Regions from separate parts of the Homo sapiens genome. Here region 2 is linked to region 1. A link is an interaction called in ENCODE POLR2A ChIA-PET data of the cell type or tissue named here. Cell type or tissue: OCI-LY7. All regions are shown on one strand. Links, peaks and the distances in the headings refer to the core of each region. The heading gives the core; the rest is flanking DNA.

Region 1 (16,920 bases), core at 4,362-9,361:
TTTTATAAATCAAGATATAACATGTGTTATGAACTTCTGTGGTACTGCCTTTTTAAGAGCTCATCATCCCTGAAAATCATTCAAACCCTTCAACATGGCAACAGCCCTCCTGGACATTTCTACAAAGGAAATAATTAAAAAGAAGAAAAGAAATCTTTGCATGCACTAGATGTTTATAGAAGAACCACTTATAATAGTTATGGCCAGCTCACGCCCATAATTCCAGCACTTTGGGAGGCCAAGGTGGGCAGATCATGAGGTCAGGAGATTAAGACCATCCTGGCCGACATGGTGAAACCCTGTCTCTACTAAAAATACAAAAATTAGCTGGGTGGGGTGGCGCCTGCCTGTAGTCCCAGCTACTCGGGAGGCTGAGACAGGAGAATCGCCTGAACCAGGGAGATGGAGGTTGCAGTGAGCCGAGATCATGCCATGCACTCCAGCCTGGTGACAGAGCGAGACTCCATCTCAAAAAATAAAAAATAAAAAAAGAACCACTTATAATAGTTAAAAACTGGAAATAACTTAATGCGTAGCAGCAGGGGAAATGATTAAACAAGTTATGGCATATCCATGGGAAACCACGAAGCCACAAAAAAAGATCATTAGGAAGACTATGTAAGGACAAGAAAGTGTTTATTAAGTGATGTTAAACAAAAAGTGGAACACAAAAATTACATGAACATTATAATTATGCTTACATAAAATATTTCTATATCTGACTGAAGACTGGAAGAAAATCTGGGAGAAAAGAAAGTGGTTGTGGTAAGTGGCAGAAATATGACTGATGTTTTTCTTTTTGAATACTTTTAGTGTTGTTGTAGACTTGTCTTAGTAATAAATAGCTCTTTTTTGGAAAAAAAAAAAAAAAAGGATAGCCAAGCCGTAACTTGTTGTGTTTGCTTTTTACTTAGGGCAGTAACTGAGAAAACATTTCAAACATAGAGGAAGTCACATCAGCAACTATGAAGTGTTGAGGTCAAAATATGACGTTTCAATAATGAGGACAGTCAGGTGGAGAGATCTGAAGATAACAGATACAGGAATACAGGAAATGGGTCAAAGAAGACAGTTTTGGGGGTAGGATTTGCATTGCTGAATACTTACGAAAAGAAACAAACTCACAGGCTTACAGGCTTAGATTTATTAGTCTATATTAGGGCTGAGGATACCTGTGAACCAAAAATAAATAAATAAATAAAAACAGAGAGAGAAAGTGTGTGTCAAAGAGATGCCTCATTAGCCTTTCTCTTTATCTCTATGGAATGTCAAAGAGATAATGTCATCTCTAAGACATTAATTGTCCACTTTTTTCAACTGATCCTCTCCCTGGAGGCAGCTGAGCAACTCACTTGGAGGAACGATTCAAATCATTCCTGATTTTTAAGAATTAATCCTTAACCAAGTTAATTAATCATAGTGTACCAGCACTTGGAATCACTCAAACAAAACAGCCTTTACATATAGGAGATGCATCCACCCCAAGCTTTTCTTCACCCATAATCTTGCCTCAAACTTGTGTGGGTAGCTCAGGGCAAAATCTGGTTTCTGGCTGCCAATGGCATGCATTAATGGAGAGAAGCAGGCTGACAGTGCAGCCTGGGAAGGTTTCTGTAGAAAAGCCTGTGTGCTAGAGTTAATTACAGCCTGATTTAAATCTTAGATTGTGGAGGGACCATGAAAAAGGCAGACTGATGAATACTATGTGGTCAGATAAACCCAGATACTTAGATCTCTCAAAAGGAAAAAGAAAAACCCTAGAATCATCTTCTGGGTACAGACAGTGCGGTAGGTCCAGTGAAAATTATAAGGTTTGGGTTAGATGGGGCTCCTGCCCACAACCCAAAACAGTGTATTCAGGGGACAAAAGAGAAATGCAGACAGAATCCAAGTCAATAAACACATGTCACAGAACAAAATATAAGTAGCTATGATATGCTAAAAAATAGCAATAAACTGGCCAGGCGCAGTGGCTCATGCCTGTAATCCCAGCACTTTGGGAGGCTGAGGCGGGCAGATCATCTGAGGTCGGGAGTTCGAGACCAGACTGACCAACATGGAGAAACCCCATCTCTACTAAAAATACAAAATTAGCTGGGTGCGGTGGCGCATGCCTGTAATCCCAGCTACTTGGGAGGCTGAGGCAGGAGAATTGCTTGAACCCGGGAGGCAGAGGTTGTGTTGAGCCGAGATCATGCCATTGCATTCCAGTCTGGGCAACAAGAGCGAAACTCTGCCTCAAAAAAAGAAAAAAAAAGAAAAAAGAAAAAAAAACCTGTATATATATACAGCAATAAACTTTGACTTAGGAAGCCTGGGTTTAAATCCCAGCCATGGCCGGGGGCAGTGGCTCACACCTGTAATCCCAGCACTTTGGGAGGCTGAGGTGGGCAGATTACCTGAGGTCAGGAGTTCGAGACCAGCCTGGCCAACATGGTGAAACCCCATCTCTACTAAAAATACAAAAAATTAGCCGGGTGTGGTGGCGTGTGCCTGTAGTCCAAGCTACTGGGGAGGCTGAGGCAGGAGAATCGCTTGAACCCAGGAGGCAAAGGTTGCAGTGAGCCAAGATCATGCCACTGCACTTCTGCCTGGGTGAGACTCTGTCTCAAAAAAAAAAAGCATTGTACGCTGGGCATGGTGGCTCACACCTGTAATCCCGGCACTTTGGGAGGCCAAGGCAGGCAGATCACCTGAGGTCAGGAGTTCAAGACCAGCCTGACCAACATGGTGAAACCCTGTCTCTACTAAAAATACAAAATTAGCTAGGTGTGGTGGTGTGTGTCTGTAATCCCAGCTACTCGGGAGGCTGAGGCAGGAGAATCGCTTGAACCCGGGAGGCAGAGGTTGCAACGAGCTGAGATCGTGACATTGTACTCCAGCCCAGGCAACAAGAACAAAACACCGTCTCAAAAATAAAAAAATTTAAAAAATAAAAATAAAAAGCATTATAAGGAAATATTTACTGGTGCCTACAATACTGATATTACTCTGATCTCTGATATCAAACCCAGACAAATATATAACAAGAAAGCAAAACTGCAGACTAATATCCTTCATGAGTATAAATGCAAAAATTTTTAGGAAAATATAGCAAATAGAATATAACAATATATAAAAGGATAGTACATTATAGCCATAGCCCAGGAATGCAAGGTTAGTTTAATATTTGAAAGTCACTCAGTGATTCACCACAGTAACAGGCCGAAAAGGAAAACCATATGAATATCTCAATAGATGCAGAAAAAGAATCTGACAAAATCCAAGATCTCTTTCTTTCTTTCTTTCTTTCTTTCTTTCTTTCTTTCTTTCTTTCTTTCTTTCTTTCTTTCTTTCTTTCTCTCTCTCTCTCTCTCTCTCTCTCTCTTTCTTTCTTTTGGTCTTTCTGTCTTTCTTTCCTTCTCTCTTTCCTTCTCTCTCTCTCTCTTTTTTTTTTTCTCATTCTGTTGCCCAGGCTGGAGTGCAGTGGTGTAGTCTTGGCTCACTGCAACCTCTGCCTCCCAGGTTCAAGCAATTCTCCTGTATCGGCCTCCCAAATAACTGGGACTACAGGCATGCACCACTACTCCCAGCTAATTTTTGTATTTTTAGTACAGACAGGGTTTTACCATGTTGTCCAGGCTGGTCTCGAACTCCTGACTTCAGGTAATCTTCCCACCCTGGCCTCCCAAAGTGCTGGGATTACAGGTGTGAGTCACTGTGACTGGCCTCATTTCTGATTTTAAATAAAGCAACTCTCAGTAAAGTAGGAAACTTCTTTAATTTGAGAAAGGGCATCTATGAAAAACCTAAAGCTAACATCATACTTAATGGGAAAGACTGAATGCTTTTCCTTTAAGACCATGAACAAAGAAAGGCTATCCACTGTCACTATATTTATTCAGCATTGTACTGGTTGTAGCCAGTGCAATAAGTCAAGAAAAAAATATAAAATGAATTAAGATTGGAGCAGAAGAAGCAAAACTGTTTTTATTCTCAGATAACATGACTCTCTATGTAGAAAATTTGATGGACTCTACAAAAAAGCTACAGAACTAATAAATGAGTTTAACAAGCCTGCAGGATAAAAGATCAATATAAAAAATCAACTGTTTCTAAATGGTTTCAATAAATACTTGGAAATTAAAATTATATAAATAATAACACTTATGATAGTACAAAATAATTAAATATTTAGATAAAAACCTTACAAAAGAGCTGTAAGATCTGTAAACTAAGAAAACGTTGCTGAGAAAAATGAAAAAAGACTTTGTGCTCATGGATTGAAAGACTCAATATTGTTAAGATGTCAGTTTTCCCCTAATAGATCTGTAGATTCAATGCAATCCTCATCAAAATTCCAGTAGGCTTTCCCCTCTCAGAAACTGGCAAACTTATTCTAAAATTCAAGCTTAATCTAGAATTCATATTTTTCTTAGAAAAAGAATAAAGTTAGATTTCAAGACTTGCAATAAAGCTACAGTAATCAAGACAATTTTTATTTGTCTTGACAAATACCCAGACAAATTATATTTGTCTTAATACAAATACCCAATTTGATATTTGTATTGAGATAGAAAAATAGATCAATGTAACAGAATAGAGAATCCAGAATAGACCCACAAATATATGGTCAATTGTCAATTGACTTTCAACAAAAGTGCAAAGACACTTCAGTAGATAAAGATCAGTCTTTTCAATAAATGGTGCTAGAACTATTGGATATTCATAGATTATAGACAAAAAACTAAACATCATTCTAAACTTTGCATTATATACAAAAATTAACTCAAAATAGACTTAAATATAAAATCTAAACGTATAAAAATTTTGGAAGCAAACAGGAGAAAATCTCTGTGACCTTGGGTTAGGTAAAGATTTCTCAGATCACCAAACGCACCATCCATGCAAGAAAATTAATACGCTGGGCATGGTGGCTCACGCCTGTAATCCCAGCACTTTGGGAGGCTGAGGCGGGTGGATCACCTGAGGTCAGGAGTTTGAGAGCAGCCTGGCCAACATGGTGAAACCCCATCTCTACTAAAAATACAAAAATTAGCCAGGCGTGGTGGTGTGCGCCTGTAGTCCCAGCTACTCGGGAGGCTGAGGCAGGAGAATGGCGTGAACCCGGGAGGCGGAGCTTGGAGTGAGCCGAGATCGCGCCACTGCACTCCAGCCTGGGCGACAGAGCGAGACTCCGTCTCAAAAAAAAAAAAAAAAAAAAAAAGAAAAAAGAAAACTAATAAATTGCATTGCATCAAATTAAGAATTTCTGTTCTTGAAAGGCATTGTTAAGGAAATAAAAAGATTAGGAGAAAGGATTTGCCAATCATATATCTTACCAAGGAGTTGTTTGCAGTATATATAGACTCTTAAAACTCAACAGTTAAGAAAAAGCAAAACAAAACCCTGGTTAAAATATAAGCAGAAGGCATGAAAGATTCGTCACCAGAGAAGATACAAGGATGGCAAATATGCCCATGAAAGATTTTTTCAACCTCAGTAGTTATTAGGGAAATTTAAATTAGTACTGTAATGGAATACCATTACACAGCTATTAGAACGGTTAAAATAAAAAAAAAAACTGAGAATATCAACTGCTAGGAAGTATGTGGAGTAACTAGAACTCTTACACATTTCTGGTAGGTAAGCAAAATGGTACAACCACTTTGGAAACATTTTGGTAGTTTCTTTTCAAGTTAAACATACACTTACCATACCCACTTCTAGGTATTTACCTTGAAAAATGGAAACATACATGCTTATATCTGTACATGACTGTTTATAGCAGTTTATACTGCTTATTTTCAATTGCCCCAAATGAGAAACAACCCAAGTATCCTTTAGTTGTGAATGGTTAGACAACATGTGGTACATCCACACAATGGGATACTACTTACCGATAAAAAGAATAAACTATTAACACATGCAAACACGGATGACTCTCAGAACAATTACACCGAGTGAAAGAAACCAGCTCCCCCTGCCCTCTCCCTGCAAAACATGCACACCATATGGTTTCACTTATTTAAGCTTCTAGAAAATACAAATTAATCCATAGTGATAGAAAGCAGATCAGTGGTTGCAGAAAGAAGGGTGGGACAACAAAGGGGCACGAAAATTTGGGGGGTGAATAGCTTGATTGTGGTGATGGTTTCACAAGAATATAACATGTCAAAACTCATCCAATTGTATACTGAAATATGTTTGTCTTATTATTTGTCAGTTATACCTCAAGAAAGCTCTTTTTTTTTCAAAGTCCAGGTGATTCTAATAGGCAGCTGAATTTGAGGACCACTGAAACACACATACGTAACTCTCCTAAGTCCATCAGGTTTTGGCTTACTGCCACAGAGTTTTCTATTGTTCGGATTCCAGTCTTGTTACAAATATGAAACTTACAGGATAACTACAGAATGACCATACATAAAAATCATCAGATAATTTCACTTCAGAAATTCCAGGGCCTTCACTTTAAGCCATAGGGAAGCCCTAGATAAAAATTACTAATTTGAAATGAAATACAGCAAGAGACTCAAGCCTCTAAGCTTCCAGGGCTATAAATCATCTACAGTGCAGAGATGATTTTGGATCTGATAATTTGGTAAATTGCTTCTCTCATCCCTCATAGACTCAGCTTCTACACTTCCCTTATTTTGTCAGAGTTTTTTACTAGAACTCACTCCATTTTTTGCTTCTCTTTACTTTGACCTAACCTGTAGGGCTTCCAAAAATAGGTACTTGAGTGTATTGAAGAAGTTACTAACTTTGTTAAGTTATGCAAGACTTCCCTAAATAAGTATTATTTCCTCTTTCCTCTCAGTGACTCACACAGTACACTCTATAAAGGATTTGAAAGTGGCTGAAGGAAACTAGTTTGTCCCTTGTGCCCAGTTTTGCTCAGAAGCAGGAGAAAGACCTAGGGTGGCATATTTTAACCTTGAATATGTGTGTGACTCACCCAAGAATCCTGTAAAAATGCAGATTTGGTGTCAGCAAGAGTGGAGTAGACTCAAGCTTCTGCTTGAGTTTCTCCCCAGTGATGCTGATGCTGCTAGTTGGGTCACAAGACACATGACCTTTCAAAGTCCTTTCATCCCTGGGACACTGCAAAACAATAATGACCCTAATGGGGAGGAAGTCATTCAAGTCAAAGAGAGGAGCACTGCGTTACTACTGCCTTGATTACACTCTCCAAGTGTTGAACCTCCTGCCTTATGTAAATGTTTATACATCTGGTAAGGGTAAAGATTCACTTGCTGTGAATAGCTCAGGATGTTTAAAAAGTGTTGGTTGGATTTTTCTTACCTTTTTCTGGAAATAATTTGCAATAGATAAGATGGTTTTTCTAGGTTATATTTAGTTAACCCAACTTAAGCCACTTTATAACTGCTGCATCTAGCCACTTCTTGTGTGTATGCTTACTTTATTTTCAAAAATATGTAATGTCAAGGTATGAAATACCAATGTTTCATATACTATTTAGCTGAGGTTTTCAGTTCTTATGACAAATGGGCTGATTTCTCTCCTAGATCCTGAGGGGATTATATTGTATGTCCTGATTTTTCCTCTTTTTGAGGCAAAGATAGCACTAGTCATAGCAGCAGTTGCTTCTAATGATTTAGAGTTATAGTAAAATCTGTTGGAACGAATTGAAGGACAGTATTGTGGCATGGTTATGAATCTTCCTGGGGAAGCTGGCTGCAGCCTTTGGGTGGGTCTTTCTCACCCACTACTTCCCCCCCGCTCTGCTTTGTAAATCAAACTGCATGGTTTTTTTCCAAAGCAAATTCCTGATTTTTGGAAAGGAATCAAATAGTTTAGTTTTGCCTAAAACTGACACATTTAAACACATTTCAAATATATGTGAATTTGTAATTTAAACAAAACAAACTCGATGTGCTTTAAAGAGGCCAATCTATATTTTCAGAAAACTCTTATTATCGGTAATTTTCCATCTCAGTTTACCTTGATATTTAAATCAGTTCATCATGATTTTCAGTGAAAATAACTGAGAAAAAGGCATCCATAAAGGCTAAGAGTAAATCCATATTCATAGCTCTGTATTCCTCATCCAAGATTCCTTATTAAGTGATTACAGGAGCAGTTTTCTGTCTTTCAAGTCCATTTCTGCAGAAGAATTTGAATCACCACTGGAATGAATGTGGTAACGGGAGTAGTTCTGTCAACAATATGTGACACAAGGAAGGGAGTGCAGAAACTGGGCTGTCTGGACTACGGTTTTGGATGAGGTTTGGGATTTTTGTTGTTGCCAGAAAACTCAAAAGTTCAAAGAGAGTAGAAAAGCATATTGATTAGCTCTGGACTGGTCAAAGACTAGATTTATATCTGAGCTTAACTAATGTTTTACACATGGTCTCCTTTGTATTTTAAAATTTTTGTACCCCTGGTTAGTTAAAGGCAAGGACCAGCTGAAAGCAATTCCTCTTCTTGTCTTCTCTCCTCCAAATCAAGGCCATTTAGTTGGTAGGTAGATATTAAATCTCTAGGAACAAAGAGGAATGTTACTGGCCCAAATGTCCCATGATCCCTGAAGTTCATGTTGGTGCCAGAAGAGCTTCATGGCTTATTTTTCTCCCTAAATCTTCTACTCCAGAGGCCACATTTGCAGGGATATCTGGAGAACTGAGATGAACACTTGCCTCTCTGCCAATTCATCTTTCTTTTGGCCAGTTTATCAAGGATATTTGGATCTGCTGATGCACATTTCAGCCCCATCAGTTAATTTTCATTACAAAATTATGTTGCTAACATTATCAAGAGCATTGTGCCAAGCACTTTACACATATTACCTTATTTATTCCTCGTGATACCCATATTACAGGTGAGGAAACTGAGGCTCAGGCAGGTCACGTAACTTGCCCAAGTCCTCAAGGCCAGGATCCAAAATACAGACAGTTTAACCTCGAGCATGTGCTCTTAACCACTATAGTATTCTGCTTCCCTTATCCATAGATTCTTTCAGGACTTGGGAACTAAAGGAGTTTGGGAAAGAGACAAGGACATGGACTTTCTAATAAACTTCCTTTAAAGCTTCATTAGTTATACATCCATTCAACAATAATCCACTCCTCTTCAACTCTTCTAGAAGCTTACTTTCAATTTAAAGTCACAGTATCACTTTACAGCAGACCCCTCTGCCTGGTAAGCGGCTCCCCCACTAATTCACACGGTAAGTCCCTATAGACATGTTTATCTTCTAAAATCTATCCCACTGGTCATAACTCAATGAGTCCCAAGCTGGGTGAACAAGATTCTTTCTATTAGAAATCTCAAATTGGGAAAGAGAGGTGCAGAGGTCGTTTCTGATATGGCTAGAAATGTAAGATGTAAACTCAGTGTAACACGCAAACTCAGTAACTATAGAGAAGGTGGAGTGCGATGGCTCACACCTGTAATCCCAGCACTTTTTGAGGCTGAAACGGGAGGACTGCTTGAGCCTAGGAGTTTGAGACCAGCCTGGACAACATAGTGAGACCCCATCTCTGAAAAAAAAATTTTTTTTAATTAGCTGAGCACTGTGGCTTGCACCTGTGGTCCCAGCTATTCAGGAGGCTGAGGTGGGAGGGTCACTTGAGCCCAGGAGATTGAGGCTGCAGTAATTAAGCCACTGCACTCCAGCCTGGGTGACAGAGGGAGACCGTGTCTCCAAAAGCAAACAAACAAACATAAAAAAACCAAAAAACAAAAAAAAAAAAAAAAAGAGAGAGGAGGGAGGTAGGGGGTAGAGAGGAAAGAAAAGAGGAGAAAGATAGTGTATGTAGTAGACACACAGAGAAGCTGAGATCAGATGGGGAACTTTTTGTTGATTTCCAGTACCTAGATGCAGTTCTTTGTGACACATCCCTATTTCCCTAAAAATGGTCTTTTTGCTTTAGCTGGTCCAAGTTGATTTCTGTGCCTTACAATCAAACTTTTGATTGATGCTCATTGGAACTCCTACAAGACCCAGGAACTCTGACACTTCTGTATCATCCCAGGATCCAACAGAAGACTGTGCATTCAATCAGTGCTTTTGCTCTCCATTCTCCGCTCCAGTGTAGTGCAACCCACCCCCTAATCTTGAGCCTGTATCCAATCATCTGATTGTGTTGCCTGAATCCAGGCTCTTTTCTCTCCTGTTCACCTTATATTCTACCGTGAGATCAATCTTCCAAAACTTTGCTTTCCCCATGTGTCACTTTCCAACTCAAAAGTCAGTGGCTCACTAGCCCCTAATTGTGTCTCATGGAACACTGGAAATGTTCCATGATAAAAAGAGTTCTGTGGCCAAAAATACTTGGAATATCAAATCTTCCCCTCTCAACACTGCCACATATATAAGCATATTAAAAGCTTTGGGAAGTCCTGCTTATAAATCATCCCCCCCACCACCAAAAAACAAAAACAAAAACCCAGCTTAAATTTGCTTGATTCAATGTGTTCTTTCTTGGTGTAACATCTATGGCAAAGGGGAATACCTATAGAATTAAGGCCAAACATCTTTTTGGCCCTCTGCACACGTGCCCAATATATGAGTTATCTGATCTAATTTACTATTTCTCCCTCTGCTGCAGCCAGATGAGCCTCTTTCTTGCTTCCTGTGCTTTCTCACCTCTGTGCCTCAGCTGTAGTGTCCCCTCCTCTTGAAATGTTCCTTGCCCACCTTGCCTCCAAGCTCTACCAGGTCCTCTCTGGAGTTTTCTCAACCACCCAATTCCACATTGCACTTATACTTTTCTCACTTCCTAAGGCACGTGTAATCTGAAAAACATAGCATTTAGTCATAGTTGTTTCATCATAAATACAGTCCTATGTTTCTACCTGATTCTTTTAAAATTATGTTTGTCACCCCAGGAAGATGGCAATCTTTTCTTTTTTCTTTTTGAGACAGGGTTTCACTCTGTCACCCAGGCTGGCATGGAGTGGTGTGATCACAGCTCACTGCAGCCTTGACTTCTTTGGCTCAAGTGATCCTCCTTCCTTGGCCTCCCAAAGTGCTAGGATTACAAGTATGAGCCACAACACCCCGCCAGCAATCTTCTTCTTCTTCTTTTTTTTTTTTTTTTTGAGATAGAGTCTTGCTCTGTCGCCCAGGCTGGAATGCAGTGGCGCAATTTCAGCTCACCACCACCTCCGTGTCTCGGGTTCAAGCGATTTTCATGCCTGAGTCTCCTGAGTAGCTGGGGCTACAGGCATGCACCACCATGCCCAGCTAATTTTTATATTTTTAGTAGAGACGGGGTTTTGCCATGTTGGTCGGGCTAGCCTCTAACTCCTGACCTCAGGGGATCTGCCTGCCTCGGCCTCCCAAAGTTCTGGGATTACAGGCATGAGCCACTGCGCCCAGCCCGGTCAGCAATCTTCTTAAAGGTAGAAACCATACTTTTCTTCTATAATACCATTTTCAGGAGTGGCGCAAAATATGTTTTTAAGAATTATGCAATTGAATTGAATTGAGCTACTTCCCGGATTTAGAATGACAAATGCTTTCTCTCCATCTGCTTAAGAATGAACTGGCCTTCCCATTTAGAGGCAAGCATGCCCAACGCCCAATGCTAGGCTTTCCCTGGAGAACACAGGACAGCTGAACGCTTGGGGAAGAATTACTTCTGCTATGGCACGGTTCTCTTGAGCAGAGAACTTTAAAGGGATCATTATCTGCTTGTAAGGAATGGAGGTCAGCATGCCTGAAAACAGGAGTTGTGCAGATAACCTTGCCATATTTAGAATTCTATGCCTGGAAACAGCGTAAGTGCTCTTCCATATAAAATTGGGTAAGCCTATTATAGCATATCTATTGCACAAAATCATATATAGCTTTAACAAATCATATTGCAGAAGAATATTTAATGATTTGGGAAAAGATTTATGATGTAATGTATGAGAAAGAATTTCTTTCTTTTCTTTCTTTTTTATTTTTTGAGACAGAGTCTCTCTCTGTTGCCCAGGCTGGAGTGGAGTGCAGTGGTGCGATCTTGGCTCACTGCAACCTCCACCTCTCAAGTTCAAGCAATTCTCCTGCCTCAGCCTCCAGAATAGCTGAGATTTACAGGTGTGTGCCATCATGCCCAGCTAATTTTTGTATTTTTGGTAGAGATGGGGTTTCACCATGTTGGCCAGGCTGGTCTTGAACTCCTGACCTCAGGTGATCCACCTGCCTTGGCCTCCTAAAGTGCTGGGATTACAGGCATGAGCCACCACGCCCAGCTGAGAAAGAATTTCTAAAATAGCATATACACTATGTTTCTAACTTGATTTTAAAAAGAATATGCATTGAAAACCACACTGGAAAGGTAAACTAACATGTTAATCTTGATTAAATCTAGGTGGTGGGGTCATAAGTGTTTTTTTTTTTTAACACCTTCTTGTATTTTTCAGTATCTTCCTGGTTTTCTACATTGAACATATATGACTTTTGTAATCAGAAAAAAGTCAATCAAAATACAATTCCATGTTTTCTCTCTTCTCCTAGCTCCTATCTTCATACTGAATGATTGTACCCAGATTCAGAGGTCCGGAGAACTCTCTCTATTTTCACTTGGTTCCTTACCCTCTAGTTGACTATGGTCAGCTTGCTTTTTTTGATTAGTCATTGGGCTAATATGGGAGTGTCCCCAGAATTCAGTAATAACCTAGACATTGCCCAGGGCAGGCATCTGAGATGATTATAAAGAGCAGATCGAAATAACCTCTGCCTCTTAGTTTCCTTAGACATGTTTCGATTCCTCTCACTTTCTTCTCCCCATCTCACTCCCTTCTCCCCTAGGGAGAAGATGCTGGTGGATGTGGATATTAAAACCTCCCCCTGGGGGCTAAAAAGAGACATCAGGAGAGGCTCAGGATCAAACAATATCTCCATATGAGTAGGTACAGCTTACCTGACTACTGCCTAAGAAATAGTCCAGGTCAGCTGGTCTGCTGCTGTGCTGCTGGGGATAATACCTAAGAAGAGCCAAGGCTTGGAAGGAGCCAGAGACAGACCAGGGACCTGTGTGTTGGGAATGGAGCAAAGAAAAGGTCCAGGAGGAAGAGAGAGGGGGAAAGCATCAAGGGCTGGAGAGAGAGTGTGTGTGTGTGTGTGTGTGTGTGTGCGCGCATATGTGTGTGTGTTTGTATATATGCGTGCATGTATGTGAAGTGTGTGTATGTATGTACGTGTGTGGCAGATGCAGGTGCAGAGGGGAGCTGGGGAACATGGGCTAAGTTTTGGGAGAGTGAAGAGGAACAAAATAAGACAACTGTGAGTGGAAGAAAGAGATGTTAGACTGTGTATGAAGAATACTCTTACCCCTTTGACTTTTTTCTCTTGAAACTGGGTAAATATATATATGTATATATATATATATATACACACACACATATATAGATATGTATATATATATACACATATATATACGTATATATATACACACACATATATACATACACACACACACACACACACACACACTTATATATACACACACACATATGAGAGACAGTGTCTCACTCTGTTGCCCAGGCTGGAGTGCAGTGGTGAGATTTCGGCTCACTGCAACCTCCGCCTCCCAGGTTCAAGCGATTCTCCTGCCTCAGCCTCCTGAGTAGCTGGGATTACAGGTGAGCGCCACCATGCCCAGCTAATTTGCGTAATTTTAGTAGAGACGGGGTTTCACCATATTTGCCAGGCTGGTCTCGAACTCCTGACCTTGTGATCCGTCCACTTCAGCCTCCCAAAGTGTTGGTATTACAGGTGTGAGCCACCACGCCCCTCGAGACTGGGTAAATATCTTAATGGATTTAAATTACATTTTTTTCTGCAGGACTGCTGTTTCTTTTACTGTGTTTTTTGCTTGCACTGAACCACATAGGGCTCTCTGTCATGCCTGGTTTGCACAAATACGAATGCCTTTCTCATGAACGAACTTATCCATTTTATGGAGAAAATGATACGGGCTTACCCCACTTCAAGGCTTATTGGCTGCTCTCTCAGCCCTAGGTGATCGCCAGTGATGCACGTATATTCCTTACATGAAATGAAAGGCACAGCTTTAAATGAAAAGGCACACCGTAAATGAAAAGCATAGCTGATTTGGTTTGAGTCCGTTTTGGCAAAAGGCAGTGCGATTTGGTTTGAGTCCTTCTTATGAGCTGGGGTCTAGTCAAGAGGGACCTGCTGGAACTTCTGCCAGGAGTCCTGTGGCAACTAAGAGATGCCTGGGGCTGGTTGGGTGTGTTGTGAGGTGAAGCCTCCAGACTGAAAAGGCTCTGGGATTCTATTTCCCTAGGACGAGTAAGGCCTCCTGGCCCAGACCCTGCTCTGGCCTCAAGCCCTCGGGGCAGCAACACAGCTAACACTGCAGGTCTGTAACCAAAATGTCTAGGGGGCTTTAGGAGCTCCTTTAACTCGGTTTGTGCTGAGTGCAGAGGCTCCTTGCACAGCATTGGCATCTTGGAAGAAAGATATGTTGGCAGTCAGCCTGGAGGCTGCAATCCCTGTGAGAAAGGAAGGCAGGCCGGTGTTACAGTGCTATGCTGGGAGCCAGGCAAGCAGCACTGTTAACTCATCTGCGTCCAGTGATCACAGGGCTCCGATGAAATGGGCCTGGGGGCTGCCCAAAATATCTGCTACTGCAGAATCTTCTACTGAGAAGGCATTTGGGGGAAATAGGAGAAGAGAGCAGTTTCTTTTTCAAAGAACTCACTGTTGGGGTCTTCTTCTTTAGACTTTGTTCTCTCCGGTGCCTCTCTGTTGAACTGTGTCATTGGCTCACTAAAGGCTGGTAGAGAAGCTAAAAAGCAACTGTCTGTGATGGGAACTGGGTAAGCCAGTGTCACTCACCCAGGCCTTTATCTACCTTATATGTGCTAAATAAAGTCGCTGTATTACCTACCATATGGGAAATCTCATCTCATCTCTCTCTCGCTCTCTCTCTCCCTCAGGTTAATTATACATACCTGATTCGGTTGTTCATTTCAACTCTGCCTAACTTTACTCCCTAACCATGCATTTATTATCGGTTCTAGTTGCTCTTTCTAGTTCTGTTTTCGCCTTTGCCCTTGTCCCAGCCACTTCCCATGACTGAAGAAATAACTCACTCTGACTGGATTCTTTTCACTCATTCAAAAAGTTTTTATTATCTGCCTATGATGCGCCAGACACTGTTCTGGTCATTTAGGATAGGTTTGTGAACAAAATAGATAAAGATCCCTGCAGGGAGGGGGAAGAAAGATAATCAGCAATACACATAACAAATATATAAATTACAAAGTATGTTAGACTTTTGTCCATGAGGACAAAAAAGAACAAGATTATACAGGTTAAGGGTGATCAGGAGTGTCAGGGAGTAGGGGGAAGGGTGGGTGGTCAGGGTGGGCCTCATTGAGAGGGTGAGATTTGAACATTGCAGGAATGAGAAAGTTCATCAAGTAGATATCTGGGGCAGGTGTATTCAGGTAGAGGTTACAGCTAGAGCAAGGACACAAAGGTAAGTGCATGCCTAATGTGTTTAAGGAACAACAAGGAGACTAAAATGAGTGAGGAAGAGTGTCAGAGAAGAAGATAGAGAGGTGCAGTAGGCAGATAATGTAGAACAATTTTGGCTTTGTAAACTCTTTTTTTAGCTTTTTTTTTTTTTAGACAGGGTCTTTCTCTATTGCCCAGGCTGGAGTGCAGTGGCATGATCATCCCTGGCTCAAGATATCTTCCCACCTCTGCCTCCTGAGAAGCTGGGACTACAGCCATGCACCACCATGCCCAGCTAATTTTTTGATTCTTTCATAGGGTCAGGGTGGTCTTGAACTCTTGGGCTAAAGTGATCCTCCCTCCTTGGCCTCCCAAATGGCTGAGATTACAGGCATGAGTCACTGTGCCCAACCTAGGACTTTAGTTTTGAGAGAAATGGGAGTTATTGAAGTGTTACCTTAAGAGAAATGGGGGGCAGCGATACTGAAGAATTTTGATTAGAGAAGGGATATGATCTAAACTACTTTTTTTTTTTTTTTTTGAGACAGGGTCTCATTCTGTAGCCCAGGCTGGAGTTCAGTGGCCCCATCTCAGCTTATTGCAACCACAGCTTCCTGGACTCAAGCAATCCTCCCACTTCAGCCTCCAGATCAGCTGGCTTTACAGGCACATGCCACCACACCTGGATCATTTTTGTATTTTTTATAGAGACAAGGTTTCGCCATGTTGCCCAGGCTGGTCTTGAATTCCTGGGCTCAAGGGATCCTCCCTCCTTGGTCTCTCAAAGTGCAGGCATCAGGGGTTACAGGCATCAGCCACTGTGCCTGGCCTCTCGGGTGCATTCAAAAGGGATCACTGTGGCTGCTGTGTTGAGAGCAAGAGTAGATTCAGGCGAGAATCTACTAGGTGAGAGATGATGGCGGCTTCAACTAGATGGAGGCAATAAAGGAGGCAAGAAGTGGTTGGATTCTGGATGTATTTTGAAGGTCGTATTAATAGTTGCCAGATGCCAGATCTGATGTGTGTGTGAAAGGACGACAGGTGACAGGGATGACTCTAAGTTTCTGGCCTAAGCAACTGGAAGAATAGAGTTGCCATCAGTTGTGATGGGAAGGCTGTGGGTAGGTCAAGTTTGGGGGAGCAGATCAAGAGTTCAGTTTTGGACATGTTGAATTTGGAGATGTGCAGCAGACAGTTGGATACGTGAGTCCAGGGTTGAGGGAAGAGATCTGGGGCTAGAGATATAAATGTAGGGGTCATGGGAATATTGATAGTATTGGAAATCATGTATTAATATTTGTATGAGACCATCGAAAGAGGTGGATAAGGAAAAGCAGAGAACTGAGGTCTGAGCCCTGGGCATTTCAACATTTAGGGGTCAGGGAAAAGAGGAGGAATGAAGAAAAAAGACGAAGAAGGTTTGAAGGAGTGAGGTACCAGGAAAAAACCAAGCGAGTAAGATGCCCTGGGGTGAACCTCAGTGAAGAGACTGT
Region 2 (16,920 bases), core at 4,872-9,871, 140 kb before region 1:
GGTGAATTGTTTGAGCCCAGGAGTTTAAGACCAGCCTGGGCAACATGGCAAAACCCTGTCTTTACAAAAAAATACAAAAACATTAGTTGGGCATGGTGGCACGCGTCTGTAGTCCCAACTACCCAGGAAGCTGGGGTAGGAGAATCACCTGAGCCCAGGAAGGTGAAGGCTGCAGTAAGACATGATAGTGATGGTGCCATGGCACTCCAGCCTGGACGACTGAGACACTGTCTCAAAAAAAAAAAAAAAAAAAAAAAAAACACGTATTGTTTGAGTTGGGAGCCTTAAAAGGTAGATACAACTTTTTGTAGAAGACTTGAAAGAAAACATACACCAGGCTGGCACGGTGGCTCACGCCTGTAATCCCAGCACTTTGGCAGGCCAAGGCAGGTGGATCACGAGGTCAAGAGATCGAGATCATCCTGGCTAACGTGGTGAAAACACCATCTCTACCAAAAATACAAAAATTAGCTGGGCGTGGTGGTGCACACCTCTAGTCCCAGCTACTCGGGAGGCTAAGGCAGGACAATCGCTTGCACCTGGGAGGCGGAGGTTGCAGTGAGCCAAGATTGTGCCACTGCACTCCAGCCTGGCAACAGAGTGAGACTCCATAAGAGAAGTATAAATTATAATACAGAGTTTTTAAAAAGATTCAAACCAAGGCCAGGCGTGGTGGCTCACGCCTGGAATCCCAGCACTTTGGGAGGCGGAGGCAGGCAGATCATGAGGTCAAGAGATCGAGACCATCCTGGCCAACATGGTGAAACCCCGTCTCTACTAAAAATACAAAAATTAGCTGGGCATGGTGGCACGTGCCTATAGTCCCAGCTACTTGGGAGGCCGAGGCAGGAGAATTGCTTGAACCTGGGAGGCAGAGGCTGCAGTGAGCCAAGATGGTGCCACTGCACTCCAGCCTGGCGACAGAGCAAGACTCTGTCACAAAAAAAAAAAAAAAAAAAAAAAAAGATTCAAACCAGACATACATAACTGTACATGCAAACATAATAGCCAAATAATTATTACTTTTCAGATATAATGAAGAAAGTGCAATACTTACTTGTCTGCAGTTTTGGTAACTTTTGGTATTAATTTGGGTGTTGAAGGTATTTTCGACAATTTATTACGGCTATCATCTGAATTTTCCCAAGAATTATGTGACTTTTCAGCTGGTGATGGTCGTTTTATGCTAGAAGGAACATTAATTTCTTAGAGAAAAATTCTGAGTATCAAAGACATGTAACTGACAATTTAAACAGAACACAAAAGCAGCAATTAACATTTCCTTAAAGCTAATCCAGAAAAGAGAAGGATTAGTTGAAAGACTGCCTGGATGAGTGAAGGAGTTAAACAAGGCAATTCCCAAATCTGTATTATAATTTTCTGTATCACTCAGAAGATTCACTAGAACAAATATTACCTGATTTTTTTTAAAAAACACTTTTGTTAACAGAAAAAAATTATTTCCTTACATCTGAGTAATGTTTCTTATAATTTGTAGTTACAAAAAAACCTGTATTTTTTCATAGCCATTGAATTTTATAAGGCTGCCATTTTCATTTTTTGTGCAATTATGTCCTCAGGTAATTACATTACATATGGTACAAATGACAATTTCTAAATATAACAAGGTATAAACTCTTGTTTATATCTTTAGGGACAATTTTACCAATGATCAGAAATAAACAAGACTTTATATAAGAATGTGGTTATTGGCAATCCTGATTCCCTATACTTATAAGTGAAATTTGTTTCTTTACAAATGATTTTTTCATTGCATTGCTAACTATCCTCAAACTCATCCAGTCTCCAATACTTCTTGCAACAGTATATCCAAAGAGCAATTTAGGAGGGCAAGCACATTTCCAGGAGACCTCAAGAAGCTGAAAAAAAGATGCTGGGACAAAGAAGATATCAAGTGAAATCAGAACCTTAAAGAGACTGATTATAAAAAGCCACCTTAAACCACACACAATCCAAAGTTATGTAACGTTAATAAGCTATATCCAAGAAAAACTCCACAGGAGACCAGGCAGATAAACTACAAACCATTTAGATTGGGTAAGAATCTGCATGAGACACACAGACAAAGCATTTTGTAAGTGGTAAACATGCATCGATCAAGTGAAGGGTATTTTGGTTTTCCCAATTTCCATTAGCGATTTGAGGCAAAATATTAAATTGATCAAATAAAAATTTAAATCTTTTAGGAATGGTTGTCATTTATTTTATTAAAATTCTAGCCAGTTCTGGAAATGGTTTAATAGTTTCCTAAGATTTCCAAGCAGAAGTACGATGATAAAATATGACTATTCCTAATCACAAGGCTTGAATAAGCATTTCTAAACAGGCAAATTTAATTAGATTGGTCTCAATATTTGATTAGGAGGCAGCTGTAGCACTGTACTCCCAGCATGCAGGTTTAGATTCTCAATTTAGGCTCACACACATTGTTAGAATATTTCTCCCTTTTCCCCTTCTCATAACTTTAAAATATTAATTATTACGGACACAGAAGCCCTCAAGCAAGCCTTTAGCATAGAAAAGACCAGGTGAAATGGATTCATTTCTCTACTCAAGCAAGAACTTATCCTCCCAAGACCCAAAACTGAAACTGAGATGCAGCCACAGTGAAGAGCCACTTGAGATGGGCCCTTGCAGGTTGAAGGTTGTAATGATGCCAAAATACAGTGAGGACAATTACATATGGCCATTTTCTATCCATGGCTATAAATTTATGCATAGTTACATACATATTTTAAAAGTATTCAAAAATGTGGTTAAGAAAATATTGTTTGGTTTTCGACTAGGTTATTCCTGCCTTCTTTTCATCAGATTGTTTATAACTTAGTTTTTTTTTTTTTTTTTTCCAGTTTTAACTGAGAAATTGTGACCTTAATTCTTTATTCCCCAATGGGCTATAAAGCATAAATTATAAGCAATGAAGAAGGGAAAAATAAAGCCACCAGCTTTTTCTCTCAGAATCCTTGGATAGCTAACTTTTTCCCAAGTCACAGAATTTAGGTATCATTACAACCATTCCCTAGCTCTGTACTTGGGGACAGTTAAAACCTTTTGGTGGGAGTAGCATTCTTGCTTTCTGGAGTTTGTCTGTGTATTTGGAGAGGTTGTGAAGAGGGCTGGGGAGAAGGTGATGCTCGAATTTGTGGACTTTGATCATTAGAATGAGATTCCTCTTTTTTTTCTCTCTGTCCTTGTGGTTTTTCTTTCTTTTTTTCTGTACCACTGTAAAATAAAGTATAACATGGAACAATACACATTTAAACAAATGAAAAAAAATCAAACGATAGAAAAGTGATTATTATATAATTCAAAACCCTAAGTCATACAGCTAATACAATTTGCACTGTTTTCATTCAATAAGGACAATATTTCTTTGAAAATTCCAGAAGCTATTAACATCTTCAGTAAAGAATTTATAAAAATTCTAAGGCGATACACCCCATGAAGATTGCCCCTTTAGACAGAAATGGTCTCTAATAAACTTTGCCATCTTGGCAGATTTTGGGGGACAAATGAAGGTCTCTTAACTGACCTCAAGTTACCCAAATCAGAGGACTATCTGTGTAAAGCATACCGACTGATGCCAAAAGAACACTAAATATTCATGTTTAATAGGTTATTCTCCAATTCCTGTTTTTTTTCTGTATACTTCTACTCCACTCAATTGAGTTTTAAACTTACCAAGAGTTTAAGTTTTCCCCAAGTCTGTTTATGCCAGTTGTTATTTTAATTATGTAAGTTAATTAAATACAAAGAGAATTGCAATTTCTATGAAAACTAAGTTTAATGTTCTAGAAAGACTACAAAAAAAATGAGTTATCAAAAAAATTGCTGTTAAATTTAGTGTGAGTGACACAATTTAAAAAATCACAGAGGCGGCTGGGCGCACTGGCTCACGCCTGTAATCCAAGCACTTTGGGAGGGCGAGGCAAGTATCACCTGAGGTCAGGAATTCAAGACCAGCCCAGGCAACATGGTGAAACCCCGTTTCTACTAAAAATACAAAAATTAGCTTGGCGCAGTGGCATGTGCCTGTAATCCCAGCTACTCGGGAGGCTGAGGCAGGAGAATCACTTGAGCCAGGGAGGCGGAGTTTGCAGTGAGCGGAGATTGCACCATTGCACTCCAGCCTGGATGACAGTGCGAGACTCCATCTCAAAAAACAAACAAATCACAGAGCCCGGGTGTGGTGGCTCACACCTGTAATCCCAGTACTTTGCGAGGCCAAGGCAGGAGGATTACTTGAGCCCAGGAGTTCAAGACCAGCCTGGGCAACAAAGTGAGACTCTGTCTCTTTAAAAAAAAAAAAAATTGGCCAGGCACAGTGGCTCACGCCTGTAATCCCAGCACTCTGGGAGGCCGAGGTGGGTGGATCACGAGGTTAGGAGATCAAGACCATCCTGCCTAACATGGTGAAATCCCGTCTCTACTAACAAATACAAAAAATTAGCTGGGTGTGGTGGTGGGCGCCTGTAGCCCCAGCTACTTGGGAGGTTGAGGCAGGAGAATGGTGTGAACCCAGGAGGCGGAGCTTGCAGTGAGCCGAGATTGCGCCACTGCACTCCAGCCTGGGTGACAGAGCGAGACGCCGTCTCAAAAAAAAAAAAAAAAAAAAAAAAAGAAAGAAAGAAACAAAATCATAGAAAGAGAGATGCGTTCTAACATACTCTTCTGCCAGAGTTTTAAATTTCTTACTCCTTTCATTTCTGAGAAATGAAACTAAAAATTTTAGAAAGTTATTTATGGATATATTTTATGAAAGACAGTCAACAAGGAATTTGATCAGAGATATATACTTAGAGGGTAGGTTTGGTCTTTCATTTAAAAAGTGATGAATGAATACAGGTGAATGTATCTTATGTTAAAATATTTCAGATATTTAAGTATAAATTCTTTTGATTATGTACTTTGACTCTTGGTTAATAAACCACCTGCTATTCCTAACCAGACTGGATAAGCATACTTATACTGAAAACACTCTTGACAATATTATAAAGCTGATGGAATCAAGACTTGAATTCCAGTGATGAAAAGGTAGGAAACTACTAAATGCCTATTTCTTTTCTCTGCCGCCCCCCTCCCCCTGTTTTTTTTTTCAGATGAAGTCTTGCTCTGTCATCTAGGCTGGAGTGCAGTGGTATGATCTTGGCTCACTGCAACCTCCATCTCCAAGGTTCAAGCAATTCTCCCACCTCAGCTTCCCCAGCAGCTGAGATTACAGGCGCCCGCCACCACACCCAGCTAATTTTTACATTTTTAGCAGAGATGGGGTTACACCATGTTGGCCAGACTGGTCTCAAACTCCTGACCTCAGCTGATTCGCCTGCCTCAGCCTCCCAAAGTGCTGGGATTACAGGCGTGAGCCACTGCATCCGGTCCCATTTACATGTCTTTCTTAATCAAAGGACATTTTGTAATTCGATTATAATCAACAAGTAAGCTTGTTCAAGAACATTTTAAATAAATGTACATAGTATATACAATTTATCACATTATAATAGTTTAAAATGTTATAGATATTTTAATGTCAAGTGACATTTCTTAACCTGATGCACTTCTGATAACTTCTGACTTCAGACTGGCCCTTGACTATCTACTTTGTGTTCAATTTTTTTAAAAGCAGGTGCTAAGAAATACAATTTTGGCCAGTCACAGTGGCTCACACCTGTAATCCCACCACTTTGGGAGGTTAAGGCGGGCGGATGACCTGAGGTTGGGAGTTTGAGACCAGCCTCACCAACATGGAGAAACCCTGTTTCTACTAAAAATACAAAATTAGCTGGGTGTGGTGGCGCATGCCTGTAATCCCAGCTACTCCGGGTGCTGCAGCAGGAGAATCTCTTGAACACGGGAGGTGCAGGTTGCGGTGAGCCGAGATTGCGCCATTGCACTCCAGCCTGGGCAACAAGAGCAGAACAACATCTCAAAAAATATATATATATATATCTTAAAAAATAAATAAAAAAAGAAATACAATTATACTTCAAGAATATCAGATTAACTCTGAAATTAAAAAACTGAGTTCCAATATGTCCAACTCTCTCAAAAACAAAAACAAAAAACAGAAGTTACTTCTTCCTTGCGATTCTTCAACAAGATTACAGAGGTCACTAGTTTTATGTGGGCCCAGTACAACCTAAAAGAGCCATTTTCCTTCTGGGTTATTTAAAAGCAAAATACAGGGACCCTGGATCATAAACTAACAAACTCAGCTGGCCTTGGATTGTTGAATCACTAATGTGCATAATACTGATCACTACACAGCAACAAGCAACAGTGCAATAGCTATGTAAGAAAATGGGCTGAATCTGAACCACTACTGGATACAACACGGAAATTTATTTAAAATTGTACTAAAATTTTCTAACATTTTCTTAGTTTCCCTTTTTCTACTCAAAGTGGAGTACAGGTAATAAAGTTTAGCATCCTTTGTAGGGGAAAGTCTAGATTCTGTAATGACGACGACAAAGATTGAGTTCCAGAAGGAATTTTTTTTTTTTTTTTTTGAGACGGAGTCTGGCTCTGTCACCCAGGCTGGGATACAGTGGCGCAATCGTGGCTCACTGCAAGCTCCCCCTCCTGGGTTCACGCCATTCTCCTGCCTCAGCCTCCTGAGTAGCTGCGACTACAGACACCTGCCACCACGCCTGGCTATTTTTTTTGTATTTTTTAGTAGAGACGGGGTTTCACCGTGTTAGCCAGGATGGTCTCGATCTCCTGACCTCGTGATCCGCCCGCCTCAGCCTCCCAAAGTGCTGGGATTACAGGCATGAGCCACCGTGCCCGGCCTCTAGACGGAATTTTTAAAAGGGCTGAAGATCTTGGTATTTCTTCAACATTCTTGTCATCAACTGTTTGGTTAAGTATCTATGAATCCACACCAATGAATAATTCGGTCACTAGCATTAGTTTATTGAGGTAAGCATTTTCCATCAGTACATTGTTACACATGATCTTATTACTTAAGATTTTTCCTCACTCATTCTTTGAAGAAAACGGTTTTAAGATTTTGTAGCTGATCACCTATGGTCTCTCCAAACTCTACATCGAATAATTTGCTAGAAATTACAAAAGGGGGAAAATCCTGTGAGCACTTTTATTGGAGTAAATTAGTTAACTGATGAAAAGAACATAAAGAATGCAAATCTGTAATCCACTGAAACTTATATTGCTGTAATTCCACAGCCCTCCTGCCCACCATCCCCTAACACACACACACATACACCCCCACACACCCCAGATAGTACTATATTTTTGAAATAAGCCTTAATTTTATAGTTATGGTTAAAAAATAAAAGTTATAATAGCATTTGACCTCCCACTAACATAGATATATCGAAGATTCTGTTTTGCCTTTAAAAATGCTGTATCAAATATATCACTTGCTATGGAAAATTCAGTTATATAATTTCTTTAAATATAGTGATGCTTTCAATAAATACTTGTTACAAAGAAACAAAACAAAACCAGGAAATGAAACTGCTTTCTTTCTTTAGTGAGAACGGAAAGCTTCCTCACACAACTTGACAGGCATGATGAGTGCAAGCTGAGTGAGCACAGGCTAAATGTCTCTACTTTCACAGTTTAAGAATTCAAAGGACATGCTCACTTGAATTCAAACAGCTCTATTTCATATTCTTTCTAAAGGGAGATCTCTACCACATTCAGACAATTCTGCAATGTTAGTTTTTCCCCCTTTCATAAATGGGTACCTTTTAGCAGCAGATGAAAGAGTTTCTTTTCCTGCAATTGAGACAGCACTGGTATGACTTGGTTTTCTGTTTGCACCACTTCCATTGGTTATACAGGACATGGGAATAACTGCTCGAGGGCTTGGTTGGCCTAAAGATAATTAAGGAAAAAAATTATATCAAATTTGAATATATTCCTTAAAGATCTAAATTTTAAAATTAAGTCCATTTGGAAGGAGGGGGTGGTAGAAAAAAAATTAAGTATATTATTGTTTATAACTCTTGAGCAGAATGCCCCCATGGTATGCAGCACATGATACTGTCTCAAGACTTAATCCCATCGAAACAGACCTATAGGAAAGCCATACTAATTTACTAAAACACAGTTGGGCTAGTTCTCTTAGCTAAATGGTTTGCTTTACCACACACAGCAGCCTTATAACACATGATTCAAATGTGTGCCTCAAGTAATCCATAAATCCCATGCCATCAGTCTTCAAAAACAGCTTGTTAAAACCATAAATTTTAAATCCTAGAAACCATAAATATTAAATTCTAGACTGTTACTCCATACAAATAAAGCATAAGTATATAAAGTTAACCTCTCCTTTAACTTACACAGTACATATACAAGGAGTGGAATAAATGTGTGACTGGTATATTAGTGTGGTCAGAAGACACAACATCATAAGATAAAACAGTCCTATCTATACTAAGAGTCAAGTAAAGATTTGGGAATAGAGAACATTTTTATTTTTTAATTTTTGGACTCAGTTTTCTCACGTGCACACAAGTAATATCTAGTACCTTAGGAAGTTCCACACATGGTGGTATAACACTGCATTTTTGTCAAGAATAAGATGTTGGAGGTCATTTGTGTCATAATCACCTAACGTGCTTCCTTAATATAGATTCGTAAGTCCTACATTAGATTGAATGAATTAGAAGACAGGAAGCAGGAGACCTGCTGCATTTATTTTTTGAAACCTCTTAAGAAATTTTTTTTTTACATATAAGTTACATTAATCCTCAAATTATGCAAATATCACTGGTCATCAGATTTAGTTCTAGTACGTCAAACAAGTTACTTATTGTTATATCAGTAGCTTTTTAAAAACTGTGGTAAAACAGTCCTAAAATTTATCATTTTAACCATTTAAAAATGTAGAATTCAGTGACAATTAGTATATTCACAATGTTGTGCAACCATCACCACTACCAAGTTCCAAAACATTTTCATCACCCCAAATAGAAACCATGTATCCATTGGCTGGGCGCGGTGGCTCAGCCTGTAATCCCAGCACTTTGGGAGGCTGAGGTGGGCGGATCACGAGGTCAGGAGATCGAGTCCATCCTGGCTAACATGCTGAAACCCTGTATCTACTAAAAATACAAAAAATTAGCCAGGCGTGGTGGCGAGCGCCTGTAGTCCCAGCTACTTGGGAGGCTGAGGCAGGAGAATGGCAGGAACTTGGGAGGCGGAGCTTGCAGTTAGTGGGGATCGCACCACTGCACTCCAGCCTGGGCGACAGAGCAAGACTCCGTCTCAAAGAAAAGAAAAGAAAAAAAAAACAAAAACCGCGTATCCATTAAGCAGTCACTCCCTGTACCCTACCCTCCAAAGAAGCCATACCTTGTTTGGCTTCTTTTATATAGTACAATGTTTTCAAGGTTCACCATGTTGTAGCACATATATTTCATTCTTTATAACAGAAAAATATTCCACTGTATATTTTGTTTTTCCATTCATCTGTTGATGATCATCTGGATTGTTTCCACCTTTTGGCTAATGGGAATAGTGCTGCCATAAACATTTGTGTAAAATTTTTCATATAACCACCTGTTTTCAATTATTTTGAGTATATACCTAGGAGCGGAACTGCTGAGTCACGGTTGTTGTATGTTCAACTTATTGAGGAACTGCCAAACACAGTGGCTGCGCCATTTTACAATTTCACTAGCAATGTATGAGGATTCCAATGTCACCATATTCTTGCCAACACTTGTTATTTTCAGGTTAAAAAAAAAAAAAAACTCAAGAGGGTATTAAGTGTTACCTCATAAGTTTTGGTTTCACTGATTCTATTGTTTTTCTATTCCCTACTTCCTTTATTTTGCTCTAATCTTTATTTCCTTCCCTCTAGCAAGCCTTGGATTTAGTTTTTTCTTCTTTCTTAGTCTTTTTTTTTTTTTTGAGACAGAGTCTTGCTCTGTTGCCCAGGCTGGAGTGCCATGTCACAATCATGGCTCACTGCTGCCACGGCCTCCCGGGGCTCAATCCATCTGTCTACCTCAGCCTCCTGAGCAGCTGTGACTACAGGTGCACACCACCGTGCCTGGCTAATTTTTATATTTTTTTCGTAGAGACAGGGTTTTGCCACATTGCCCAGGCTGGTCTCTAACTCTTAGGTTCAAGCAATCCACCTGCCTCTGCCTCCCAAAGTGCTGAGATTATAAGCGTGAGCCACTGTGCCCGACCACCAATTACAGGCATTTTTACCGTTCTTTTACCAATGCCTCAAATGGCATAACAACTTCAATTGCTCAAACATTTTGCCCACTTTAAGAATGGGCTTCCTTCTTAATAACTGAGGCATATGAGTTCTTCAAATATTCTACATAAAAGTCCTCTGACAAATACATGTCTGGCAAATATTTTCTCTTATTCTATAGCTTGCCCTTTTATTTTCAAAACAGTTTTTGAAAGAACAAGATTTTTAAATTTTGATGAAATTCAATTAATTGATTTTTCTCTTATAGCTTATGCTTGTTTGTGTGCTACTTATGAAATCTTTGTCAAACTCAAGGTCACTAAGATCTTTCTTACATAAGTTTTAGCCCTTACATTGAGGTCTATGATCCATCTTGCTTAATTTTTGTTTATGGCGTGAGGTGAGAGTCAAGGTATTTTTGTTTTTTGTCTTTTTTTTCCCCCTGGCATATGACTTTAATAACTCGAATTAGGGTTGAAATAACTCTTGAGCAGTCTGCCTAGCACACAAAAAGTACTTAATATCAAAACAACTAAATGGATGCATCTTCACTACCAAATTTCTCTTTTGGATTATGTTGAGTTTATCTCGAGTCTCTCTTCTTGCAGTTTTACCCTACACTATGGCATCGCTACACTGTGCCAGAATGACCTACCACATGCTATGTATCTTTAAATTTAATGCCACTAACTGTAATATGCCCCATTATTTTAAGTACCATTAGAAAGAAGTATTTCCTATTAGAACTGTAAGACACTATCAATTGTAATATGCATCGTAATTTCAGAGATGTTAAAATGTCAAAAACATAGGCATCTTGGACGAATTACTATAAATCTGCCTGTCAGTCCTCAGCTTAAGATTCTTTAGTGGCTCTCCACTACCTTCAGGATGAAAACTAAATTCCTTAACAAGGTGTAAGAAAACCTTCCACTATGGGCCCTACCAGTCTAGGTTCATTTCTTGAAACTCCCAATCTTACACCCTATGCTTCAGTTTATTCTGAATTCCTAAACTAAGTACTTTTTATTCTTCTGCACTTCTGCACCTGGATGATCCTTCTCTCCAGCATATGCTAGTCACCTCTGCTTGCCTAAACTGTAACGTATTCATCATCCATGCACCAATCAAATATTTACTCAGGACCAATTATAATCCTACTCTTATGTTTACAAACATATATAAGGCAGTTACTGACATCAAGGAATTCAAAATCTTCAAGGAGAATCACATTGGCAATGAAAACGTGGTAAGTACAGTAACAGAGAGATATCAATGGAGTATCATGGAAGTGCAAAGAAAGGACACATAATTCTATAAGGATTAGGGACACAGAGCTCAAGAAAGGCTTCCTTGAAAAAACACAGAATAAGGCCTTAAAGAATAAGAAAGAAATAGACAGCTGAAAGGGCGGTGATAAGACAATGGGATCCTATTGCAGTATGTGTAAAGGAACAGAAACACTCTAACAGCAAAGAGAGTGTATGTATTTGCGGCATTGAGTGGGTGGTGGTGGGGAGACAAAAAGCTCCTTGATGTGGCCAGCACGTAGAACAAAAGAGGGGATAGTTCACAGAGAGGAGTTAAGTAGCATTCAGATGATGCAGACTTTATCTATAAAGAATAAAGAACCACTAAAGGGTTTTAAGCTGAAAAGCAGAGTTCAATTTACATTTTAGAGAATACCCTCTAGTAGCCATGTGAAGAACTGATTTCAGGGCAGTGGTCTGAGAATAAGATGGTGGGGACCAAGAGCTATGTAGCGTGAATGAAAAAGTGAAGGAAGTTTTAAGAATCACGGTGGAAACCATCATAATGCCAGGATGAAGGTCAATAAAAACTTTTACACTTGATCATGACAAAAGAATGCTATTCACTATAGTTTACACTCCTTAATGACAGACTCAAGTAGACGACCTTACTGACATCTTAGCCTGACAGTTCCTAAATACAAATAAATTTCAGTGTACTGTATGTAGACTAACACAGTAAAGTTATCACTAAGAACTGCCGCATATTCCAAAGCTCAAAATCTGAAATCCTTCTTGCTACTCCGGTACATATTATCTTCTTATTCTTGCATCTATCCCAATCTGTCTCTCTAAAACTGTAATTTTATCACAACTTCCTGTTTCTATAACTAACTTCTTCTGGCATTCAATTTACAAACAATTTATTGATTTGTAAATTGAAATTGTTTCTCAGCTAGCCTTGGGATGACTATGTTAGTGACTGTCCCTGCTTTCAAATAGTGTATCACCTAGTGGGAGCAACAAATATATATGCCAAAAGAGAAGTACAAACAAAAATTTAAAATAATTCCAAAATGTGCCAAAAAATAGATCATTTTCAGGAAATAATTTCTGAGGCCTTTAAGATGGTTACAGTTTTGATCAGAAGGGTAGAGATAGTCTAGTTGATATCCCAAATCTTCTATTTATCTTGAATTCTCCATCACATGCCTCATGGCTCCAACTGTATACATACTTCTTCCACTCCTCATTTTCAGGCTCTTCGTCACTTTTCTCAATTGGCTGATTACTCTTGCTTCAGTCTTTGAGAAGATTGAGGACTACATGTACTCCATCAAATTCTATCTTCTCCATTTGGAATTTTATCTGTATACTTCTACCTTCCTCTTATTTCACAGGAAGATGTACCCTTAGGCCTTTCAACTTGTGGCCACTACTTAAAAGTATATTTTGAGTGGAAGTGACAAAGAAGCATTTGACTCTCATATAGAAATGGCACTCTGTAAACAGTAATTGTTACCTGGTCTGAGGCAACACCTGCCAATATACAGTCATGCACTGCATAATGTCTTGTTCCACGATGGACTGCATATACGACAGTGGTCCAAGAAGATTCTAATACCCTATTTTTACCATATCTTTTCTATGTTTAGGTTTGTTAGATATACATATACTTACCATTGTGTTACAACTGCCTATGTAACCTAGGAGCAACAGACTATACCAGGGGTCCCCAACCCCTGGGCCACAGACTGGTACCTTTGTGGCCTGTTAGAAACCAGGCCAGACAGCAGGAGGTGAGAAGCCAGAGAGTGAAGCTTCATCTGTATTTACAACCACTTCCTATCACTTGCATTACCACCTGAGCTCAGCCTCCTGTCAGATCAGTGGCGGTATTAGATTCTCATAGGAGCACAAATCCTATTGTGAACTGTACATGTGAGGGATCTAGGTTGCATGCTCCTATGAGAATCTAATGCCTGATGATCTGTCACTGTCTCCCATCACCCCAACATGGGACCAGCTAGTTGCAGGAAAACAAACTCAGGGCTCCCAACGATTCTACATTATGGTGAGTTGTATAATTATTTCATTATATATTACTATGCAATAAGAATACAACAACAAATGTAGTATGTTTGAATGATCCCAACACCTCCCCCCACCCACCCCAGTCTGAAGAACAATGGTCTTCCATGAAACCAGTCCCTAGTGCCAAAAAAGTTGGTGACCACTGGGCTATGCCATACAGCCTAGATGCATACTAGGCTATACCATCTAGGTTTGTGCAAGTACACCCTATAATGCTCAAACAAGGAAAAAAATGCCCAATGATGCATTTCTCAGAAAGTATCCCTGTTAAGTGATGCATGACTATACTTCTACACACAAAATAATCAGACACTCCATCATCCCCTTCCACAATTACTAGTCATTTTAGCGTAAGGGTCCCACCAAGGCAATTCATACCTTCCTAAGCTGATGGAGGTAATGTGCTTATCGATAACATTTACAGCAAACCTATGATAATCCCTGAATCCTCCCAAATGTTATTTGGACCAGGAGCTGAATGATACAAATCTGTGCCTTTAGAGTATCCCAGATTTTACATAATTAGCAATGTTTCTTTTGGAGAACTGACCCCTATATTTCAATTTTGCCTTTGGGTTCTTTCGTTTCTCAAGTGGCAATTACAATGCTTCACACTTTGGCTTAACCAGCAGTTTCCTGGTTTACATGACTGACTGCCAACTTCAGATAAATTTAACTTTTTAACTTCCGTATCATTGTGTACTAACAGTTTGTCTTCACATAATGCCACTGGGCTGTGTTCTCAAATTACATTCATTTGGTCACCTCAAGAGGTCCTAATGAGTTTCCCAGGCACCAGCTGTGACATAATTCATCTTCTTGGCAGCTAAAACTTCCAGTGTTCTCTGGGCCTTCCCTTTTGCTCCGAAGTACAGGTAATATTTTTTTCTTTTGGCAGGGATTCAGCTGCAACTGGTGCATATATTATGAACACATGCCGTCAAAAGGAAAGAATTCTCTGACAGAGGAGAAGGTATATGAAAAATTTAAGTGACTGGCCACCTTAAAAACTCATGGGAAAATTTTCTACCTCAGTCAAGTGTCCTGCATAATTTACTCAAGAAAAAAATGGGGCTTAGCTTTAAATACTGCTGGCACACTGCAGAAGATAAACTAAGACAACGAAATATATTTAAAGGTTAGGTGTGTTTCTGATTTTGGTATTTACTGAATGGCAATACTACTATGAAGCAACGTAGCAGAATTTCATTAAGCCCTTAGCACACACATCATTAGCATTTACTTTTGGTCATATCTGATGACAACTTATGTCCTTCCCATATCACCACCATCTAGCAAAACCATAAAATAGCTCTCTTCAGTAATAGGGAAGTTGACTTGTCCTTTGAACCACAGCTTCATAAAAGGATTCTACCCTATTTATCCACAGGAATTTAATTTGACCTCTAAAGAAAAATCCTCTAGAAAATGTAAACACCTTAAGATGATAATGATCATTTTCCTGTCAATAAATTATGTGATACTCGATACTATAAATTCTAATTTCACAGGGGCTAAAAAATCACACATAAAACTGTCTATAGTATAAAAAATGACTTTACTTTTTAATTAAAGAAAAAATACAAATCCCTACAAGATAATTTCATTTTTAATGTTATGAAAAACTTCATTTATTTGAAAATACTTTGCTTAAAATGTTTATTCCAAATTTTCTTACCACTAATTTATCAATCCTGTTTAATATCAAAACTGAGATGATCTATTTTAGGCTGTACACAAATGTCAATAGTGAAGAGTCACTTAAATTCCAATTGCTTTCAACGATATGCTATAAATAAACTCCAAGATAAAGCTGTTCAGAGTTGCCAATAACATTATGAAACTTTACATATGTATTTCTCTCAATGTCTTAATATCACTATTGGAAACATAATTAGTTGGACATATTTTTCCACTAAAGGAAAATACAGTAATTAACATGAATTATGCTCATCTATGAAATAATTATTTTCTCAAATTATTATATAATCAATACCCCCATCAAACCATTTCATAAACTGCCTGTGTTCCAGGTAACAGAGTAACTCAAAGAATGAACCATCTTAGCATATTATAAAATAGCAAAGTTAATTATGAAGTATAATTTAAAAATCAATTGGAAAAAAAATCTCTAATTAGTAAGGTTATTAAAAAGAATTAAGTTAGTGTTATGTGAAAAGAAAAAGTTCCACAGAGATGGTTCTGTGGCTCCAGAAAAAGAGCCATTAACCAAACTGATCCTAGACTCACTTTAGAGACATAGGAATTATGACTAAGGATAATTAGAAAAGGACCAGAAAGGACAACTTACAGAAAATAAGTTCCTGGGGAATAGTAATTATAGCTAGTTAACTGTATTTATATTTCATGACATTGAGAAGTAGGTGCTAAATAACTCATGTGTCATATAAAATACTGTGTATATGCTGGGAAAAAAGCAATTTTTAAATTTCTTTAAAATATTTCAGAATTTTCTTTACTGAAATACCTTAGTAGATACAATATGAGAGAAAATATCTTTAAAATTTTTCTCAATTTACATAAAATTACAATGCACTGTTTTTTCAGCATATTAAAAAGACTTTGGAGACCAAGGTAGATCACTTGAGCCCAGGAGTTTGAGACCAGCTTGGGCAACATAGAGAGATTCCGCCTGTACAAAAAAAAGAAAAGGTTTTAGCAGGGCATGGTGGTGTACACCTGTAGTCCTAGCTACTCCAGAGGCTGAGGAATGAGGACCACTTGTGCCCAGCAGTTTGAGGTTACAGTGAGCCTGGGTGACAGAGTAAGACCGTGTCTCCTAAAAAAGTTTAAAAAAACTAATATAAACTATTTAAAATAAGCTTTTAAAAATGTGAATAGCAATCAAACATCGTTATCATTTTCTATTATAGGTTTTAAAATACTTATATGTACCCTCGGGTTCTGAGTCTGTATATTATATATAGGAAATTTGTTCTTCCCTCTCTATACAAAGCTTATATTCCCTATAAAGCCCATATACATTAACAGATCTAGCTCCTTATCCTACTCTAAAAATCCAAAATCCTCCTATAAAAATCAATTCATAACCAAACAAAATTGTTTTCTGGCTTGATCTTGGCGGTCCTCAAAGTTGACTCTCTAAATAAATAAATAAATAAATAAATAAATCAAGCAAGCAAGCATAATATAACACTTTATTAGTCAAAGTGGTTTTTATCAAGTCTTTTGCCAAACCCTCAGGCCCCTTGTCCTTTGTCATTGACATATTTATCTCACTATCACTAATGAAAAAGATCAATCCTTTCTTCCATCTAACTCTCCACTGTAAATACACAGACCCAGAGTACATGAGGCCAAGAGGGAAAAGAGTGGGAATCACAAAACCGG

What was found. Peaks named below come from ENCODE experiments on the same cell type or tissue, not always from the same donor. Only the 100,000 strongest peaks of a DNase experiment are listed, where the experiment ranks them.
Region 2: POLR2A ChIA-PET joins it to region 1 with 7 read pairs; 9 of 35 experiments call an interaction of 5 or more read pairs at or near these places.

The regions. Positions count from the first base shown.
Region 1 is chr2:42,108,290-42,125,209 of GRCh38, reverse strand. No RefSeq gene overlaps it. Among named protein-coding and RNA genes, the nearest start is that of EML4, 53 kb to the left of the region's middle. RefSeq lists a silencer at 755-955. In OCI-LY7, for the core only: no CTCF peak of the experiment used is centred there; a DNase peak (open chromatin) is centred at 6,729; H3K4me3 peaks cover 875 bases; H3K27ac peaks cover 893 bases.
Region 2 is chr2:42,247,444-42,264,363 of GRCh38, reverse strand. It overlaps EML4 (EMAP like 4), which reads right to left. Exons shown (of 23, transcript NM_019063.5): 3 at 7,734-7,863; 4 at 3,070-3,243; 5 at 1,058-1,186. Among named protein-coding and RNA genes, the nearest start is that of EML4-AS1, 86 kb to the right of the region's middle. In OCI-LY7, for the core only: no CTCF peak of the experiment used is centred there; a DNase peak (open chromatin) is centred at 7,523; H3K4me3 peaks cover 1,637 bases; H3K27ac peaks cover 2,273 bases.